Regions from separate parts of the Homo sapiens genome. Here region 2 is linked to region 1. The links are chromatin contacts, found by Hi-C in ENCODE. All regions are on one chromosome and are shown on one strand. The core of a region is the stretch at or near the end of the contact, and the rest is flanking DNA. Distances in the headings are between cores, read along the strand shown. Region 1 holds the start of ATP1B4 (ATPase Na+/K+ transporting family member beta 4). Region 2 holds the start of STAG2 (STAG2 cohesin complex component).

Region 1 (4,576 bases), core at 1,483-3,982:
GCGCTAAGGGTTCTTCCTGGAACCTAGTGAAGTAGGGATCTGGGGCCATTATCTGGACCTTTCAGGTCAAGGAAACCCTCTGGCCTTAGCCAGTGAGCCTACTGGCTATGCCTGCTGGCCACTACTCAGAGGCTAGCTGTTCGGGAGGGGGAATTTTGGGCACTGGGGACCAGACTGGCATCATCAAAGTCAGGCAGTAACTGTTCCGACTTGAAGTCCTGCCCTTCAAGATCCAGCCCAAACCCCACCTTTTCCGGGAAGCCTTCCCTGATTATTGTAGCCCTAAGTGAATTCTCCCTCCTCCATGCACTTCAAAAATGACATTCTGTGCTGAGCAGCATACATGGGCAACCTCAGGCCCTAGCTTGGCCTGGAGCTTCCTTACCCAGTGACCTCAGAGTCCACAGGTCACTAATCTTGGAAGGGACTGGGGTTCTAGAGAGTATTCAACATTACTTGGGTGACTCCAATGGCAAACAACTCTTAAGCTCCACTGCACATTACCTCCCAGAGTCCCTGAAGACCTAACCAGTCCCTTGGTATGGAAAGTACACAACTGCTCTTTGACGGCTCTGGGACACATTGTGGCCACCCCACAACTTACACAACTGTGGAAATGGCCCACAAGAACAGATGTCATAAACTAGCCCATCTCGTGGTAAAGGCAAAGATTATCTGAAGGGTGCTACCATATCTTCCTTCCTTTGGGAACAGGGGGACCCAGCCCATAAGATTGTTTCTGTTCCCAGTTAGTTGCCATTGTCAGCCAACTCTGTGGTTTCACCACAGCAGGCACTCAGGACAAGGGGCTTATAGAAGCATTTGCTAATACCTGTGCCCAAGAAATGAGCATGTAGTTTTCTAGACTTTAATAATGTGCCCCCGAATCTGCTGTTATATTCAAAGTCTCTCCTTTCTCCCTCCCCTTGTCCCTTTGTAGCCACTGCTTCATTTGCATCCGCATTAGCCACTTGTGGCTCCATTCTGCTGCACTGTTAGGCATATTGCTTTTTTTTTTTTTTTTCAAATTTGGCAGGAATCATTTCCCTTCTAACTAGTGTTTTGAGTGTAAATTCATACAGATTTCTGTCTTCAACATCCTATGGGATTTGGTTATTTTACCCCACCCAACAGCTGACATTCCAGAACACAGCCTGGGCTATAGCTGAAATACATGGCAAATGTCTTAAGTATACATCAAACCTCCAATTACCCAGAATGCTTAGGAATGGAAGATTCTAGAGAATGGAGTATTTTGTTACCTAAGGTCATGTCACTCCTAACTCCCTTTTGTCCCCCTACTCTCAGTTTTTGAAATGTTTTAAAGTGAGTGTACTCTCTTTTCAGCCTTAGACCAGTTAGCCTAGCCATTGTTTGGTTTTAAGGCTTCCAAGGGCCTGGGGATTCTCATACTTAATGTAAGGAATCACACAAAAGACTGGCTTGGAGAAGGTGTAGAAGATAGAGATCAACATCTACTGAGACCAGAGACCAGATTATCCCCTAGAATATATTTTGCTTTTAATAAAATTCAAAGAGAAGAATAAGTTTCTCTTTTTTGTAAGTGGCCTTTTTCCCTTCAAAGAAGCATATGGGAAGAGACACTGTTAAAGAAGAGGTCTGATTAGTAACATTACAGTGAAAGGAATTCTTATTTAAAATTAACTGCAATTGAAGCCATTTTCATCAGAATAGCCTTGAATTGGAGTTATGATTAAATCTTTCTAAGCTATTGTGCTGTTTTTCTCAGTAATGAATGTGCCCAGAATGTCAGTATCTGCAACATTCTCAGCCACTTGAGTATAATGGGGTTTGATTTGTGAAGGAAGGATCACAAACTCCATCCAGGCCTTTTAGCCACCCAGGCTCCAGTAGGGTGGACCCCAAACAGACCAAAAATGCTATACAATATTCTTAACTGTTTCTTCTAATTTTTCCTTTCATTGGATCCCATGTTGGTTTCAGGAGTTACATATGTCTGGGAAACTGACACTGCAAAGTTCTGGCTTGTTCCCTGCCCTGATGCTAAGGGATAAATATAGATCTCAACCACTACAGAAATTTGGCCAGGATTTGGAGGGGTGTGTGTATGAGGGGCAGTGACTGATGGGGCCACTCTGACATGTGGGCTAGAAAAAGGCTTCCTTATGTCCAAGACCCTCTTTGGGGCAGGGAGGAATGAAGTAGGAGCCTGGCTTCTAAAATCAGAAAGAATAATCCACATTTTAAGAAGCTCATGGATTGACACAAATAAGAAATATTGTAGGTGGCTTACAGTGTGTGTGGGGGTGGGGGGAGAGAGCAAAGGGAATCTTTCCTGACATCCTAGATCCTTTTGCATGAGATCAGCCTTATGAAAAAAGCAAGTTATTCTTGGCCATCTCCCCTCACCCCCAACTCCCACCCACACCCACCCCCTGCATGCACTGATATCCAACTCTCAATTGAGAAGAACATGACTTAAGATTTCCATTGGGGCCATCATATCTCAAGCGCTGGAGAAAGACAAGGGGTGGAAAGACATATAAAGGGGGCGGGAGGGTGAGTTGCTCATCCTCGTGACCCAGAATATCTCCCCCTCCTTGTAATGATGAGCTTGCTTTTCCATAAGGGCTTTCCCTTGATTCAGGGAAGGAGCCAACCAATGACAGAGGGACATGTTAGATTATTCTGGGGAAGGGCTCATGCCAGGAGGGTTCACTTTTACCAGGCGCCAAGTGTCCCCAGCAACCAGTGTCTCCTGTACCAGCAGAAGCTCCAGAACTCTCACCCGATTGCCTGCCTCTGCTGCGTCTTTGCCCACTGAACAGCCATGAGAAGGCAACTCCGGTCCAGAAGGGCTCCATCCTTTCCTTACAGTTATCGCTACAGACTCGTGAGTGCCAGAGAGCAGAATATTTTGCTGCCCCCTCCCCTTTTATTTTAATGGGGTGGGTTGGGGGCTGTGTAGACCTTGGTTTACGGCTGCCTCTCTTTGAGACGGGCAGAAACAGCGAAGTTTAGGGGAGCCCAGGGTTTCAAAAAGGAGCAGTGACTCCCAGCACCCCCGGGCACCCTAAACTGCTGGATAAAAGGAGGAAGCCCCTCTTCCTGTGAAACAAAGATAAGGGAAGGAGAAGATAACAGAGAATAAGTGGCTTCTAAAATCTTTTCCTGGGAGTATAGAATTTTCACAGACCTTTTGGAGTATAAAAGTTTAATTCTAATAGCAAGAAATTTAGCCAAGAGGGAAGGAAGGAGGAAGAGGAAATGAAAGGCACTGCCTACCCAGCTGTCTCTTGGGTGGTAGCTTCTTAGAGTCCAGCTGCTCTCTTTCTAAAGTAGAAATTCCAAACTATAGCTAAAATCATAGAATCCCCAATAGGAGCAGGGAGGAATCCTAGACATTATCTCTCCAGAACCCCTCATTACCTAAAGGAGGCTGCTGTGGCTCAGAGTACAGGAGTGACTTGCAAGTTAGTGGAGGAGCCAAAGTGAAAATGCAATATCCTCACTGCTAATCTTGTACTCTTTCCATTGTATTTGCAGAATGCATCTTCCAAACCCCCGATCTGCCACTACCCATTGCCATCCTGACTGCCACCCCACACTGCCCAACATGTAGACACACATACATTCTTTTGTCTCATCATTTATTTCCAGGGTGTATTACAAATTATTTGATCCAAAAGTTTATTTGCATTTATTTTGCTATAAGTCATTAATGTATGCCACACGCAGTGCTTTTTGGGGAGAGGATTTTGAAATGTTCCCCAGAGAGGATTGTGATCTCAGCCCCAGGAGGAAACAAAGCCTAAGCCATTTTTCTTTGGGTATGGCCACTTATGTAACCAGGGAGTTAAGTGAAGACTGTCAACAGCCCGCAGAAGAAAACACACATTATTCTAACCTCCTATCAATCTACAGAGGGCTTCTCTTAGCTTTTTAGCCACAATTTGAAGAACCGTTTAACTTCCCCCAAAGTTTCTTCCAGCTCTCAAAACAGTTACAATCTGCAGGGGTATAAAACTATTTCTTACTTGCCTTCTTTTCTATGTAATCTTGTTAAAATGTTGTGTATAATTTCAGTTATTTGTTAAGTGGCTTGGATTTTAAATGCATCAGGGGATCTTGCTCTTTATAATACTTGACCAAATTTAAAAATAAATTAATGCAATCCTGTGCTAATTTCTCTTTTAAAATTAACCAGCCATTCAAATGTTTATGGTGTATAAACACATGCCTTGCTGTCTTCTTTGCAGAGCACAAATTTAAAATTTATCCTTTGGGTCATACTGTTTGTTTATATATTTGTTTATATGTTTATATATTTAGATTACTCAAAATGGAGCTACCCTCTGTTCTTCAGACTCTTCCCTTTCAGGGAAACCTGATGACCCCATCACACACCCACTACCATATCCCAGCACACTCACACACACTATCACATGAGGGTAGTGCCACTTTAGGAAAGTGACAAGACAGAATCTTAGGGATAAGCATTCTCATTACCAAAGGATTTTCTATTGGATTTTGTTAAATAGTTTCACAAAGATACATTTTACACAGGATTTAATTAATGAGGATCTTTTGGGGA
Region 2 (4,576 bases), core at 13-2,512, 3.6 Mb after region 1:
GGGAGCCAGGCGTTGCAGTGGCAACTCTCTGCCGCTAGATGCCGCTCCCTCCCAACGGGAGCCGGGCGCGGGTTCGTGGCCGACAGATGGCGCCTGCGCGTTCCATTCGCCTCCAAGTCGCCGAAGAGCGAACACCCCAAACAATCCCGAAGCGCCACCAAAAAAAAAAAAAAAAAAAAAAAAAAAAAAAAAAAAAAAAAGAAAAAAAACCCCGCCGGATCCGACCGCCACTTTCAAAACCCCCCACCGCTCTAGAACCGCGGGAGCTTCCGTCCCTGAGTAGAATTCGAGGGTGTAAAGAAGAGGAAGGGGAAAAATATCTTGTACCAGCCCAGGGGTGAAGAAGCCCCCGGCCTGAGAAAGAAGGAGGAGTGGGGGAGGCGAACAGTCTCGTTGCTGCCTCTGTGTACGCTGAGGGGGGAGGTAAGTTATAAAATGGCGGAGGCGAAGCTTCTAGAAGTTTGGAGGGGCACCCGGAGGGCGCTTGGCCCACCGTGAGGTGTGTATGATTGAAACAGGGCGAGAGAGAGGAGTTGGGAGGGAAAGAGGTTGGGCACTCTGTTGCCATTGAATTTCCCCTCTGCTTTCTTCGCCCCCATGGGGGGCAGCCATGGAACGGGGGGCAGAGTCCAGGCGGGAGGATCTTTCTCGCCCCCGCGGCGCCCCCCGCCCTCCTTTCTCCCTTCTCCCCCCAAGTCGCTACCCCAACACTTCCAAGGAACTTCCAGCCCCCCTTCCTCCCTACCTCCTACTCCTAGAGTGGCTTTCTACCGCAGGGCTCTTCTTTTCGACTACCCTCGCTGAAGATTTTCTCTTCCTTCCCTCGCCCAACTCTCCCTCGGGGCCTCTACGGAGACCCCCCCCCCCCATGGGTGGCCCAAAATGGAGAACGCGGAGCAGCGCAAGATGGAGGCTCCGCTTCTCTGTGTAGCAGTAGATTTAGGTTCCTTTTCTCCGGCAGGCTCCTAAGCCTAGGAGAGCCCGAACTGGAGGTGGGGTGGGGTGCGAGCCGTAGTCGGGGGAGGAAAGCCGGGAGGCTGTGGTTGGGGTGGGGGAGAGCGCGGTGTCGCGGTGAGGGGAAGGCAGAGAGCAAAATGGTGGTGCTGGGAACCTAGGGGGGAGGGGAGAAAGGAGGCTCAGTTGTGTATATTTGGGCCTCGGACCGAGGGAGGCGAGGGAAAATCTACTCTGATCACACCCCTCCCTCGTGCCCCCTCCCTTCTCCCTTCCCCTCCTCCCTTCCCTCCCTCCCCCCTCCCTCCCTCTCTTCCTCCCTTCCTAGAGAGGGAACAACATTCATGTGACGGGCCCCTCTGCTTCTCCCCCGCCCCATCATCTCCAGCGCGTGGTGGGGGAACTGCTGGGGAAGGCGATTGGCATCGATCTCTCCATCCCTTCCGAGGCCCGACTTCGGTCAGTTTTCTTCGGGCAACAATTTTCTAAATTGGCTGGGGTCTGGCGGTGTTGGCCCCCGCGCGCAGACCTTGCCCCGAAGGGGGCCCTGCCTGCCTGGCATGGGCGGAGGGGGGAAGGGCGGGAGTGGAAGGCTGTTTGTTGGGGGGTTTTGGCGCCACTTTTGTTTTAGTTTTAGTGCTGCTTTTCATTCCCACCCCCACCCGCACTGTCTTTCTCAAGGCACGAACTGAGCTGATCCTTGCCCCAGGTAGGCAGCCTGTGCGTTTTCACTCCACACTTTTATTCTTGCTCGGGGTCGACTTTCTTTTTTCTTCTCCCCTGGATCCGGAGATCTGCGGACGGCGATTTTGGGACGAAAAGGGTCGGATGGGCCGTGGGAGAGAGAAGGTGTGGGAAACAGCATCAAGTAGTTCCGCAAAACTTTGAGCCCCGTTCCCATTTTCTTTTGGCCTAGAATTGTGAACGTATTGTTGATTTCGGCCTTTTTTTCCCCCCGTCGCGAGAATGTCTTGTTTTGCCTTTAGTTTTTTATAAACCGCTGTACTTTCGACATTTAGTTTCCGCTCCCCCTTGGTGCATATGTCATTTTATTTTTAATCCTTAACTGTAATGGGTTATCGTGTGATTTTCGTGCTTCAGTGCTCGGCTTTAATTTTTAATATTGTATTAGTAGTTTCATCCGGTTTGTGAGACTTTCTCTTCCGTGGCCTAGAATGTTTTTTATGTTGTTGCCTACCACCCCTCTTCCCTCTCCCTCCTTCTTTCTCTTGGATGTAGTTTTTAAATTGAGGGCCATGGTGTTGGATTAAATGGTAATTTACAGTTTACATGATATATCTATTGGAAACTTTTGATCTGTAAGGTTAGATTTAAAGTAAACGAGGCGCTTGTGTTGGTTTGCAATGGTTCCTTAAAATGCGCGGGCCACCCCCTTCTCCCACCATAAAGCCCCATCTTCCCTTCACACTGGAGTGTAAATTCCATACCCCTTTTCTCCCACGGACCGCCGTATTTCGCAGCAGCCACACCCTGTATTTGTCTCTGTGGATTGGACTCATTATCAGCTTAATTTAGTGACTCTTAAACCACCATGATGGGACTTGCTTAAGCACGAAGCTTCTTTTCCTGTTTAGTCCTAGTGGTTAGTGTCGAAAGAGGAATCATCGAGGTTTCTTGATGAAACCTAGTGCGGTCCAACCTCTGCCTTTTTTTCTGTTGTCTTTTTTCCTACTCCGGGCTGTTGGCGGTGTCAGCACCGCTGCTGGGGGCGGGGGTGGAGGGGAGAAAGAGTCGGGTTACCGAAGTGCGTCATTCCTGGCTCTAGCAGGGCCTGCTCGGGAGCTGCTGGTGTTTGTTACTGTCCTCGCAGCACTTTTCTGCCAACCTTCTCTCTCTGCGTATTGGTTAGGAGCAAAAGCAGGAGGCGGTCTCCTAATTCTGTCTGTAGCCTAGCGCGTTGCGTTTAAGGGTATATCTGAACTTATTTTGTTAAAAAAAAGGCTCTGGGAAGTGGATGCATTTGTTTAATGACATATAATTCAGGTAGTTTAGGCTTGCTCTCATATACTTTCCGATGAACAGTGGGGTTAATTTTCAACATTTTCAACCACTTAACGTTAAAATGCCTGGTTTTCTTTCTACATTGATATCAATCTATAATTAGGGATCAGAAGGACCAGTTTAAGGTATATAAGTGTTCAGCAGTTTTTCAAGTGGTTGAATTGCAGTTTTATGACACATTATGTTAAATAGTCGATTTTTTTTTTTCATTTTGAACTAAGGTGCCACGTTAAGTAAGTTAATTGCAGATGTTTAAGTTCGTTTTCATCACATTTCCCTATTTGTCTTTTTAGGTATAATTTTAAATATGCCCTTTGGGTTTATGGACTTCATTAAAATTCTTAAAGATGGTTATATCTTTGTGTTTAACTGAATTCTTAAATTTATCACCTACCAAAGAATTGTGTAAGGCGTAAGGCGGCTGTATAGTTACATTGTTGGATTTTGACTTAACATGCTAGTTTTTGATACTTTTGCTATCTTTGGGTAGAAGTGTACTTAGAGAACATAGTATCTTCCTCTTAATTCTTTTTGAAGATAATAATGAGAGGAGGGAGTGGGTAGGAGGTAGGTGTGAAGCAGAAGTGGCCTTGAGTTGATTATTGTAGCTGGATGAATACAGAAGCGCTCATTGTTACTATTATTCTCTCTACTTTTGTGCGTGCTGTTAAACATTTCCATAGTTTAAGATAAACTTTTTTTGCAGTAGAATTTCCAGATTGTCTTACAGTCTTGGGGGTAATGACTTAAGTTTATATTTACATGTCAAAATTACTTGCATAGGAAATTTAGCCTTGTGTAAGTGATTACACAATGCTTGGCAAAACTTTCAAAAAAAAAAAAACGTTTAAACGGGAACTAGTATAAAACAGGCAACATAAATACTTATAAATTGGTTGAACTTTAAATGTTTATAACTTAGCCTGAATGTGCTCTACTTTTAGTTTCCTTTTTAATTCTTTGAAAACAGGAAAATTCCATTTGCAATTTTTGTAAATTCTGCTTAGTGTCTATTTCATCAAGTTGGAGTTACAGTGAGTCAGTATGAAAGGGATTTACTATTAATAGGAGGGGCTTTGGCAGTTGCAGTAAGTGACAGTGGAAGGGATTGAGGTACCATAGGGAGCATTCCTGGTAGAAAGATCTAGGTAGCTGAATTCAGTTTCAGAATTTGGTGTTTAATGACTAGGTAGAGAAGTGGGTTGGAAAAGAAATGTACTTATTAGCTATTCCTTCCCACTGTGAAGTAACTATAGTATTCTAAGGTGTATCAGAGACTGGCAGAGAGGGTGGAGTGGGTTTTTTTTTTTTTAACTGATAAGAAAATGAGTGTTTACATTTAAAATGGTTTAAATCACCTCATGCCCCAAGGATCTGGTGCTATAACTAGTTAGAAGTTGATATGTAAAATATTTCAATATTGTCTGTTAACATTCTGACCATTACCCGTAAACAGTAAAAATGTGTTGCAATGACAATCCTTGGTCTCCCTTAATTAGTGCATTTGTGAACTGCTCCTAAATTCTATTAAGGTAAGTGCCTTTTTTTTTTTTTTTTTTGGCAGTTCTATACTGTTCAGTGTCAGGTTTATTTTTTTCCC

Evidence for each region. Hi-C counts contacts between places; a loop is a spot of excess contacts on that map. Pooled maps may share reads with other maps.
Region 2: a pooled map of gastrocnemius medialis shows a loop between it and region 1 (5-fold over the local background). The contact joins the promoter of STAG2 here to the promoter of ATP1B4 in region 1. A Hi-C loop is called at or near these places in 1 of 168 maps with a recorded cell type or tissue (gastrocnemius medialis) and 2 of 50 pooled maps.

Annotation. Positions count from the first base shown.
Region 1 is chrX:120,359,357-120,363,932 of GRCh38, forward strand. It overlaps ATP1B4 (ATPase Na+/K+ transporting family member beta 4), which reads left to right and starts at 2,733. Exons shown (of 8, transcript NM_001142447.3): 1 at 2,733-2,875. The coding sequence starts at 2,813.
Region 2 is chrX:123,960,444-123,965,019 of GRCh38, forward strand. STAG2 (STAG2 cohesin complex component) reads left to right here and starts at 1,263. Exons shown (of 35, transcript NM_001042750.2): 1 at 1,263-1,413. STAG2-AS1 (STAG2 antisense RNA 1) reads right to left here and starts at 898. Exons shown (of 2, transcript NR_130770.1): 1 at 746-898. RefSeq lists enhancers at 1-144, 843-892, 2,321-2,420, 2,511-2,770 and a silencer at 1,213-1,352.